2 separate regions of the Homo sapiens genome follow, and region 1 is linked to region 2. The links are chromatin loops, found by intact Hi-C in ENCODE. Cell type or tissue: CD4-positive, alpha-beta T cell. All regions are shown on one strand. Links, peaks and the distances in the headings refer to the core of each region. The heading gives the core; the rest is flanking DNA. Region 1 overlaps PIK3CD (phosphatidylinositol-4,5-bisphosphate 3-kinase catalytic subunit delta). Region 2 overlaps CLSTN1 (calsyntenin 1).

Evidence for each region. A loop is a pair of places that touch in the nucleus more often than their neighbours do. Peaks named below come from ENCODE experiments on the same cell type or tissue, not always from the same donor. Only the 100,000 strongest peaks of a DNase experiment are listed, where the experiment ranks them.
Region 1: a loop joins it to region 2, with 7 times the contacts of the local background. A loop is called at or near these places in 3 of 110 quality-filtered maps.

The regions. Positions count from the first base shown.
Region 1 is chr1:9,726,217-9,731,546 of GRCh38, reverse strand. PIK3CD (phosphatidylinositol-4,5-bisphosphate 3-kinase catalytic subunit delta) reads right to left here. Exons shown (of 24, transcript NM_005026.5): 24 at 2,433-4,638. The coding sequence ends at 4,501. CLSTN1 (calsyntenin 1) reads left to right here. Exons shown (of 19, transcript NM_001009566.3): 18 at 157-341; 19 at 842-2,621. The coding sequence ends at 1,039. Among named protein-coding and RNA genes, the nearest start is that of PIK3CD-AS2, 41 kb to the right of the region's middle. In CD4-positive, alpha-beta T cell, for the core only: no CTCF peak of the experiment used is centred there; DNase peaks (open chromatin) are centred at 806, 1,146, 2,116 and 2,806; H3K4me3 peaks cover 1,381 bases; H3K27ac peaks cover 1,571 bases.
Region 2 is chr1:9,782,437-9,787,804 of GRCh38, reverse strand. All of the region lies in intron 1 of CLSTN1 (calsyntenin 1), which reads left to right. Among named protein-coding and RNA genes, the nearest start is that of CLSTN1, 39 kb to the left of the region's middle. RefSeq lists an enhancer at 981-1,481. In CD4-positive, alpha-beta T cell, for the core only: a CTCF peak has its summit at 3,051 (motif pointing left); a DNase peak (open chromatin) is centred at 3,074; H3K4me3 peaks cover 367 bases; H3K27ac peaks cover 745 bases.

The DNA of each region.
Region 1 (5,330 bases), core at 331-5,330, 56 kb after region 2:
CCATGGCGAGCTTTTCCTGGTATTTCCTCCTGGCCTGTGGGTTCAGCTGAAGCGTGCTGTCCAGCCCGTTTTGACCAGGCACAGCCGAGGAGGTCAAGGGCACAGTGGCCTTCTGGGCCGAGTGACCTCGCATCCCGCCCCCTCATTCTCCCACAGTCGTCCCCAGCACTGCGACAGTTGTGATCGTGGTGTGCGTCAGCTTCCTGGTGTTCATGATTATCCTGGGGGTATTTCGGATCCGGGCCGCACATCGGCGGACCATGCGGGATCAGGACACCGGGAAGGAGAACGAGATGGACTGGGACGACTCTGCCCTGACCATCACCGTCAACCCCATGGAGGTAGGAGTGGGCGGGCGACCTCCAGGACTGAGAGGCAGCACAGGCCAGGGCCTCCGAGAAGCCGGTACGGCGCGGCTCCTTCAGGTTCACATGCTTTCCATCGCGTCATCTGCTCAGCAAGCCTGGGGCTTAGGTGTCTTCGTGGGTAAACCGAGGCTGAGAGAGACCTTATTCAAGGCCGTTCTGCCTTAAGTGTAGAGAAGAGCCATGCCAGGGCTTGGCGCTCTTGGGTCATGGTAATCCTGAGAGAGTTCTCTGGTGGGGCAGCTGAGGTGCTGTCCCAAGCTGCTTTGTATGTGGGTGACTCCGTGGGTGCTGACTGGAGCTTTGTTTTCCCTTCACTTCTAATATAACTTCCGGTGCCGTCCTGGCTGCTCTGTCGCTGGGGAGGGAGACGCTGGGGCAAGTTCTCCTTCCTCTGTGGCTGTCGAGAGGAGAATGCCAGGTGACGGGGCTGTGGGCAGGGCCGGACTCATGTGGCCGTCACTTCTCCTTGCCAGACCTATGAGGACCAGCACAGCAGTGAGGAGGAGGAGGAAGAGGAAGAGGAAGAGGAAAGCGAGGACGGCGAAGAAGAGGATGACATCACCAGCGCCGAGTCGGAGAGCAGCGAGGAGGAGGAGGGGGAGCAGGGCGACCCCCAGAACGCAACCCGGCAGCAGCAGCTGGAGTGGGATGACTCCACCCTCAGCTACTGACCCGTGCCCCCGGCCACCTCGGTTTCTGCTTTCGAAGACTCTGCTGCCATCCGTTCTCCCAGTCCCAAGGGTCCACGATGTACAAAGTCATTTCGGCCAGTAGGTGTGCAGACCCCTCCCCGCCACGATCGTCGCTGTGCTTGGTGTGTAGGACCCTAGGCTCCCCGCCCACCCTCTGCCTGGTCGCGCTCTTCAGTCCCACGAGGAGCTGACACGTCCTCTCTGGCCGCCATCCGGCTCGCACAGGGGCCTCCCAGCGCCTCAGGCCCCGCGTTTGTGTCTGGAGTCTCCCCCCGGGGAGAGGACACTGGCCCCTCGCACTCCAGAAAAGCCATGCCAGCTGGGCTCGTTGACAAAGGGTAAAACATGCTCACTCCCACCCGGTAATCATTTTTTTCTTTTTTTAAAAAAAGTTTTTATTTTTTCCAAACTAGTGCATGTATAAATAATGGCAGGATGGGGGGTACTGTGTAGATGATTAACTGACTTTTTAATATTTTGTAAATAAATCGGATTCCTTGTGTCCTTTGTGCTAGTGTAACCCGGGACTGGAATGTAAAGTGAAGTTCGGAGCTCTGAGCACGGGCTCTTCCCGCCGGGTCCTCCCTCCCCAGACCCCAGAGGGAGAGGCCCACCCCGCCCAGCCCCGCCCCAGCCCCTGCTCAGGTCTGAGTATGGCTGGGAGTCGGGGGCCACAGGCCTCTAGCTGTGCTGCTCAAGAGACTGGATCAGGGTAGCTACAAGTGGCCGGGCCTTGCCTTTGGGATTCTACCTGTTCCTAATTTGGTGTGGGGTGCGGGGTCCCTGGCCCCTTTTCCACACTCCTCCTCCGACAGCAGCTCCCTGGGCAGTGGCCTGGTCTCACCGTGTGCAGCCTTGTGGTTTATGCTTAAATGTACATTTTCCTGCTGGTAAAAGGAGAAACTGAGAGGTGTCCTGCAGACCGGCTGACCACTCCTTTTGGAGACGGCAGGAGGCCTGAGCGATCCGTACTCAGAACGTCCAGGAGAGACGCATGGCCCGAAGTCAAAGTGCTGGAATTTTCCAAAACAGCCTGTTCTCTCCTCTCTCCTCCCCAGAGCACCCCCTGCCATCAGGGGGGTTGAAATCCCTCTCCCCCAGGAGCCCTGCTGCTTTGCTTGGTGGTAGGGCAGGAGAGCAAACAAACAGTCATGGTCTAAAACCCACATAGCACTTTGCTCTTAGTTACATGTAAAATTTTAGATTTCTAAAACAGGTGGGCAATCATTTTGAATACTGTTCTGTGACCCTGACTGCTAGTTCTGAGGACACTGGTGGCTGTGCTATGTGTGGCCATCCTCCATGTCCCGTCCCTGTAGCTGCTCTGTTTAGACAGCGGACAGACGCTCACGCCCAGGGGATGTCCTCACGCTGTCGCCGCGCGGTTTCCCTTCGCAGATGTGTATACTCATGATAGGTCAGAAAGTGTATCCGCTACAATAAAGTTCTGGTTCTAACTAACTCCAGCCGGAGCGGGGTTTGTCTTCTCTCCTGTTTTGGTTTTAAACCTACACTCCCTTGTTTCTTTTTGAGCCGAGAACATAAAAGAACATAAAAAGGCTTTTTCTTTCTTTTCATCTGCCTTTACTTCTCATTTCAAGGTTTCACAGAGTGCTGGTCTCAACCCACATCAGTGATACTTAACTAACTTGCCTTCCCCAGACAGAAACATGAAATGACTTAAAAAAATAGAAAATATTCTTCTCGCCAGGCACACAAGACTGTACACCCAAAACCAGAAACGCTGTGGCTTTGCAAAGTGTGCTCCCACACCCGCGCACACAGGCGCACTTAAATAAATAACGCGCACGCACGGCTTTCCCCATTTCGAAACAGGCAGACGGTCTAGTGAGTTTCAGCACTTGCTGGGAACAGGCGTGTGGCCAGGGAGGTGCCCCGCGGGTGGCAATGACTACTGACGGACCCCTGGTGAATCAGAACAGAGCTGGCACCTGAGCCGCTGAGCGGGCGGCTACTTCTGGCTCTGTTGAGTTTTGGAAGACCTTTGAGAAATCAACAGCATCACCGGGCAGGTCCTGAGTCCATGGCCTGATATGTTAGGATCACCTGTGGGCTGCTAAAAGCCCACAGTCCTAGCCCCATCTGCAGAGTTAGTTGGCTTCTGAAGGCTGGGAGAAGCCCTAGAACCTGCATTTCTAAAGCTGCTCAAATCCAGGCCTTTGGAGGCTTAAGACTAAGCCTGCACCATTTCAAACTAAGTATAGTCAGAGAGAAAGATCCCAGCACGCCCCCTCGTTCTCACACTTCTGGTACCTCAGCACTCTCACAGCAGGTTCCCAAAGGTGATGGTTCTGGAAGAGTTCTGGCCTCATCCTTTTGTTAAAACCTGCTTTCAGAGGTGGCTTAGACAATGGCAGAGTGGGCCGGGCGCGGTGGCTCATGCCTGTAATCCCAGCACTTTGGGAGGCTCAGGCGGGTGGATCACCTGAGGTCAGGAGTTCGAGACCAGCCCAGCCAACATGGTGAAACCCCCGTCTCTACTAAAATACAAAAATTAGCTGGGTACGGTGGTGCACACCTGTAATCCCAGCTACTCAGGAGGCTGAGGCAGAAGAATCACTTGAACCTGGGAGGCGGAGGTTACAGTGAGCCAAGATTGCACCACTGCACTCCAGCCTGGGCAACAGAGGAAGACCCCATCTCAAAAAAAAAAAAAAGATTTTTGAGATAATGGCAGAGTATTCGCTTCTGACCTGCTTTTGCCTTCATGCGTGACCGGGGTGAGCTACATGAGGCCCAGATCTCTTTAACACGTCCTGAGGACCAGCGTAGATTCTCCTTTATGGGGCTGGGCCTGATCTCCCCAGCCGTAGAGGTGTGGTGAGTCATCTATTATTTTCTTACCTGCAAACAAAATCACTTTACAGTAGAGAAAGATGAGGGAATTCTCGTACCCAAGACCCACTTGAAAAGTGGAGAGCAAGCATCCCTGAATCTAGAGGGTACCCCGGCTGCCTCGGGGAGCTGCCAGAACTCAGTCTAGGGAGGATACACAGGGTGGGTCGCACGAGGATCAAGGCATCCTGTCGGACAGTAGGCACCAGGTGACCGCCAGGCGCCAGGACCCAGGCAGTCTGGCGGGAGGCCTGGGAAGAAGGTTCCCTCGGGAGGAGAACAGTCTTTGCTGGGCCCAGATCCACCAGCTGGAAGACTTGGGGTGACAATCCTCAGCCGAGAGCCAGGTGCAGCCTCGGGGGGCCCAGCACCGCCGCTGCATGAAGGAGGCGTTTCCGTTTATGGCTGTTTAGCTCCTTAAACTATTTCAAGTCATAAATAAATAACCAGTGTAAACAAAAGGCAGCCATGTCGGTTCTTTCCCGTTAGGTGCAGTTCAGGCTCTTCAGCCCCTTTAGGACCAATGTGCTTGGTCCCCACGACCCGCAGCCGCCTCCTCTTGGGCCCAGGGCTGGGAGGAGCCACTACTGCCTGTTGTCTTTGGACACGTTGTGGGCCAGCCAGTTCACTTTGGTTTTCCAGCTCTCACGGAGGGCTTCGTTAAACTTCACTCGGAAGTGCTTCAGTGCCTCCTCCTCTGTTTTCCCCAGTGCCAGGGAGTCCTGCAAACAAATCACAGCGGTGTCCACGTTAAGGGGGCCCGGACCTTGCTCTGGGATGCGTCCCTCTCTGGGGACTTCAGAGTCACTGAATGAAATGGTTAGTAGAGAGCTCCCAGCATCTCAGGAAAAGCTCTCTATTCCGCTCCCACCCTCAAATGAAGGTGCCAAAGACATCTTGGCCCCAGAGCCCCCAGTTCCCAAGTGACCTCGCCTCCCCTACTGGAGAAATGGCTCTGGGAGGAGCATGGGAGCAGCTGCTTTTGCAGGGACTGGTCACCAGAGGGAAGGTCCTGGCAAGCATGTGTGGCCCCAGCAGCCTCACCGCCCCATCCCACCTTCTCACATGGAGAGGACACAAGAAGGAAAAAAAATACATATGTATCTGTATATATACATTTTTTTGAGACAGTCTCACTCTGTCGCCCAGGCTGGAGTGCAGGGGCATGATCTCGGCTCACTGCAACCTCCGCCTCCCAGGTTCAAGTGATTCTTCTGCCTCAGCCTCCCAAGTAGCTGGGACTACAGGCAGCCGCCACCACACCTGGCTAATTTTTTGTATTTTTTAGTAGAGACGGGGTTTCACCGTGTTAGCCAGGATGGTCTCGATCTCCTGACCTCATGATTCACCCGCCTTGGCCTCCCAAAGTGCTGGGTTTACAGGCCTGAGCCATCGTGCCCGGCCAATTTTTTCT
Region 2 (5,368 bases), core at 255-5,254:
AATGTACTTAATGCTATTGGCCTGTACACTTAAAAATGGTTAAGATGGTAAATTTTTATACTGTGTATTTTCCCACATTAAAAAAACTTGTTTGGAATTTGGAGGAAAAATTAGAAGGCTCACGCCTGTAATCCCAGCACTTTGGGAGGCCAAGGCAGGTGGATCACGAGGTCAGGAGATCGAGACCATCCTGGCTAACATGGTGAAACCCCGTCTCTCTAAAAACACAAAAAATTAGCCGGGCACGGTGGCAGGTGCCTGTAGTCCCAGCTACCCGGGAGGCTGAGGCAGGAGAATGGCGTGAACCCGGGAGGCGGAGCTTGCAGTGAGCCGAGATCACACCACTGCACTCCAGGCTGGGCGACAGAGTGAGACTCCGTCTCAAAAAAAAAAAAAAAAAAATTAGAAGGCTCACTTTAAGCTTTCAAAAGTTGCAATTGTAGGAAGTGAGGATTACTTTGCAGGTTCTGTTTCAAATTCATATTTTTATCAACCATAACACAAGCTCTGAGAGGGCAGGGGCTGTTTTACTCACCATTATTTTCTTGGTACCTAGAAGACTACCTGGGCCTCGAGAAAGACGGATGGATGGATGGAAGAAGGGGGAAACAGAAGCCCCTTCTTCTGGATTCTCCTGCCCTGTCATTCCTCCTTAGCTCTCAGTTCTAGTTGGGGACAGCCCCATCTCCGTGTGCGGGAGATACCTAGACTCTAAACTGCAGTCTCAGCCCAGCCCCTTCCCCTTCTCTTCTCACCCCTGCAGCCACCTCTTCACCCCCAACTTCGTTCTTGGGACTCTCCTGGCATCCTACCCTGAGGCTCATGTGCAGGGTCTGGTCCCCTTGCTTCCTTCTTAGTGTTCAGGGTGGGATGTGCACCAGGGAGAAGGACATAGGGGTTCCTCCTCCATCTGTTCCTGCTCATTCCCTGGTCTTTTCTCATGATGCCACCATGCATGCCTTGCGCTCCCCAACACGAGGAGCCCGATGTAGCTCTCAGGCCCTGTGAGCTGGGTAGTGGTGAGCCCATGCCCAGCCATAGACCGCCTGGTGGCGGACAGGCAGGTGTCCCAGCCTGTGAGCAAGAGAGTGGATCCAGATGTGCAGAGCTTGCAAACAGCTCTCACCTTTGTTTTTTTTTTTTTTTTTTTTTTTTTGAGACGGAGTCTCACTCTTGTCAGCCAGGCTGCAGTGGAGTGCAATAGCACAATCTCAGCTCACTGCAACCTCCACCTCCCGGGTCCAAGCAATTCTCCTGCCTCAGTCTCCTGAGTAGCTGGGATTACAGGTGCCCACCACCACACCTGGCTAATTTTTAGTGTTTTTAGTAGAGACGGGGTTTCGCCATGTTGGCCAGGCTGGTTTCGAACTCCTGACTTCAGGTGATCAGCCTGCCTCGGCCTCCCAAAGTGCTGGGATTACAGGCATGAGCCACCGCGCCCAGCCTCACCTTTCGTAGAACAGCTGCATTGTGTGTAACAGTATGTGGTGGTATGATGCTTGTCCTGGGAAAAGTGAATAAATGCAGGGAAAGTTTCACTGTACTATTAAAAAACTCAATTGTTCTGTTAGCTTAAGAATTTATTTGACACTTAATGTGTGTGTTTTTTGTTTGTTTGAGGCAGGTCTCGCTCTGTCACCCAGTCTGGAGTGCAGTGGTGTGATCTCAGCTCACTGCAACCTCCACCTCCCAGGCTCAAGCGATTCTCATGCCTCAGCCTCCCGAGTAGCTGGGAGGTCCCAAGTAGCTCCCAAGTGTACCACCATGCCTGGCTAATTTTTTCCTATTTTTTGTAGAGACAGGGTTTTATCATTTTGCCCAGGCTGGTGTCGAACTCCTGAACTCAAGCGATCCACCCACCTCAACCTCCCAAATTGCTGGGATTACAGGCATGACCTACCGTGCCCGGCCTTAATGTGTTTTTATTTTAAAAATTAACTTCAAGCTGGGTGGGGTGTCCCACACCTCTGAGACAGAGTGAGACCCTGACTCGGAAAAAAAAAAAAAAAGAAATTCACATCAATGTAATGCACAAATTATTAAAGTGGCTCTTTTAAAGTGTACAAGTGATTTTCATGTAGACATCATTGGTTTTCCTTAACGGGGTGGATGTCAGTCAGTGGTTCTCAAGGGAGGAGGGAGGAGGATTGCCCCCAGGGGATCTTGGGGAATGTCTGGAGACACTTCTGGTTGGCACATCTTGGTGGGGAGGCCGCGGACATCCAGTGGTTTTGAGGCCGGGATGCTGCTGAACGTCCCACAATGCACGGGACAGCCCCACAGCTAAACATTGTCTGGCCCAGAGTGTCCAGCTGTTGAGAAACCCTGATCTAAATAATGTCTAAGCTATGTATTTGGTGTTTCAATCAGCCCTTTAAAATTTAGTTTGTTTGGGATTCTGATGAAGAAATCCTTAAACCTGTGCATACAGAGATTCTTTGGCAGTGTTCAGTCTTTGGAAAAAAAAAAATAAGAGTAATTAAAAAATCTGTTTTACAGCTGGGTGCAGTGGGTCACGCCTGTAATCCCAGCACTTTGGGAGACTGAGGCAGGCGGATCACTTGAGGCCAGGAGTTTGAGACCAGACTGGCCAACATGGTGAAACCCTGTCTCCGCTAAAAATACAAAAATTAGCCAGGCACGGTGGATCACCTGAGGTCAAGAGTTCAAGACCACCCTGGCCAACATGGTGAAAACCCCTCTCCTCTAAAAATAACAAAAATTAGCTGGGAGTGGTGGCACACATTGTAGTTTTATTTCACTTCAGCCTGGGTGACAGAGCAAGACTCTCAAAAAAAAAAAAAAAAAGAATTTATGACTAGGGACAATACTTAGAGACCCAGAGATAATGCCTTTTTATATTTTGATTTTAAAACTGTGAATATTTTACCTGTTCCAAATGCTTTTTTGAGGAAAAAAAGAATCAGCTGGAGATTTTAAACTTAGAGTTTAAGATACTTTTCTACCCATGTCATCTTTAACAAGGGCCTACTAGCTCGCCTTTGGAAATTAACTAGCAGGATTTTAAAATCAAAGCCTGAGAACTTGGAGCATGCAAGGGCACCTGTCACCACCTGCTGGCAGTGTTCCTTAATTGCAGGTTCTTATGATAGACCAAGGTTTAAAAGTTGAATCTGCAAATGAAACCTGTAACATCATCTAGGATTTATAGGTGAGACGCCAACAGTCTCTTGCAATATTTAGCTGTTGTTTTTTAAGGGCAGACATGACCAACCTACGTGTCATGATAAGAGGCACACATCACACTCTTGTTTGAAACAGTGGGTTTCTTTTTTCTTTAGAGATAGTCTTGTTCTCCCTGAGGCTGGACTGCAGTGGTGAGATCTTGGCTCACGGCAGCCTGTAACTCTTGGGCTGAAACATTCCTCCTGTCTCAGCCTCCCGAGTAGCTGGGAGTACAGGCATGTGCCACCATGCCAGCTAACTTTTTTTTTTTATTCAAGAGGGAATCTCGCTTTGTCACCCAGGCCGGAGTGCAAGTGACACAATCTCTGCTCACTGCAACGTCTGCCCCCCAGGTTCAAGAGATTCCCCTGCCTCAACCTTCCGAGTAGCTGGGGTTACAGGTGCATGCCACCACGCTTGGTTAATTTTTTTTTTTTTTTTTTTTTGAGATAGAGTTTCGCTCCTGTCGCCCAGGCTGGAGTGCAGTGGCGCAATCTTGGCTCATTGCAACCTCCGTCACCCTGGTTCAGGCAATTCTCCTGCCCCAGCCTCCCAAGTATCTGGGATTACAGGCATCTGCCACCACGCCTAGCTAATTTTTGTATTATTATTATTATTATTTTTTGAGATGGAGTTTCACTCTTGTTGCCCAGGCTGGAGTGCAATAGTGTGGTCTCAGCTCCCTGCAACCTCTGCCTCCCAGGTTCAAGCAATTCTCCTGTCTCAGCCTCCCAAGTAGCTGGGATTACAGGCACCCGCCACCACGCCTGGTTAATTTTTGTATTTTTAGTAGAGACAGGGTTTCACCATGTTTGCCAGGCTGGTCTCGAACTCCTGACCTCAGGCCATCTGCTCACCTTGGCCTCCCAAAGTGCTGGTATTACAGGCGTGAGCCACTGTGCCCGGCCAATTTTTGTATTTTTTTAGTGGAGACGGGGTTTCACCATGTTGGCCAGGCTGGTCTCGAACTCCTGACCTCAGGTGATCCACCTGCCTCGGCCTCCCAAAGTGCTGGAATTACAGGCGCGAGACACTGTGCCTGGCCTAATTTTTGTGTTTTTAGTAGAAACAGGGTTTCACCACATTGGCCAAGCTGGTCTCGAACTCCTGACCTCAGGTGATCCACCCGCCTTGGCCTCCCGAAGTGTTGGGATTACAGGCGTGAGCCACTGTGTCCAGCCTAATTTTTTAAAACATTTTTTTGTAGAGACGGGATCACACCTTGTCACCCAGGCTGGTGTCGAACTTCTAGGCTCAAGCAATCCTCCTACCTGGGCCTCCCAAAGTGTTGGGATTATGGGTGTGAGCCACTGCGCCTGGCTGGAAACCGTGGATTTCTAGTTACAAAGTCTTCTTTACTTACAATCAGGTTTATCTTCTGATAAACCCATCTTTGTAAAGTCTAAAAATCCTAAGTTGAGCCACTGTAAGTGGGGAACCATCCATATGAGTGAATAAACCGGAAAGGAACTGTTCGTGTACTGGGTTGACTGATATCAGGGCCACCCTGGGACCTGTGGTTGGCGTCTGGGCTCTGCAACCAACCTGCTGAAATCCCCGTTACTTGTGAGACTTAGGCATGGGTCCAGCCTCTCTCTCTCTTTTTCTTTTTGAGATGGAGTCTCGCTCTGTCACCCAGGCTGGAGTGCGATGGCGCGATCTCAGCTTACTGCAGCCTCCGCCTCCCAGGTTCCAGCTATTCTCCTACCTCAGCCTCCTGGGTAGCTGGGATTATAGGCGTGTGCCACCACGCCCGGCTAATTTTTGTATTTTCAATAGAGGCGGGGTTTTACCATGTTGGCCAGGTTGGTCTTGAACTCCTGACCTCAGGTGATCTGCTTGCCTTGGCCTCCCAAAGTGCTAGGATTACAGGTGTGAGCCACCACGCCCGGCCCGGGTCTAGCCTCTCTTTAGCCCACAGAGTTGGGTTGTGCTGGGGCAGCATAGCTTATATTCATGTTAATCCTAAAGTTGATTATTGTATTTTTTTCATCTTGACTTAAAAATCAAATAATTTCTAATGACTGAAATCTACCATAACCCTAAAAAATGAGTCATATCCTGAAATGATAGGTGTGTGCCTAGCTACAGCCTGCACTTGTAGAAGGTTTGATTGCCAGCTTTGCTTTTGCATAGTTTTAAATTAATACATTCAAAGTTTAGTTTTTTTTTGAAACACATT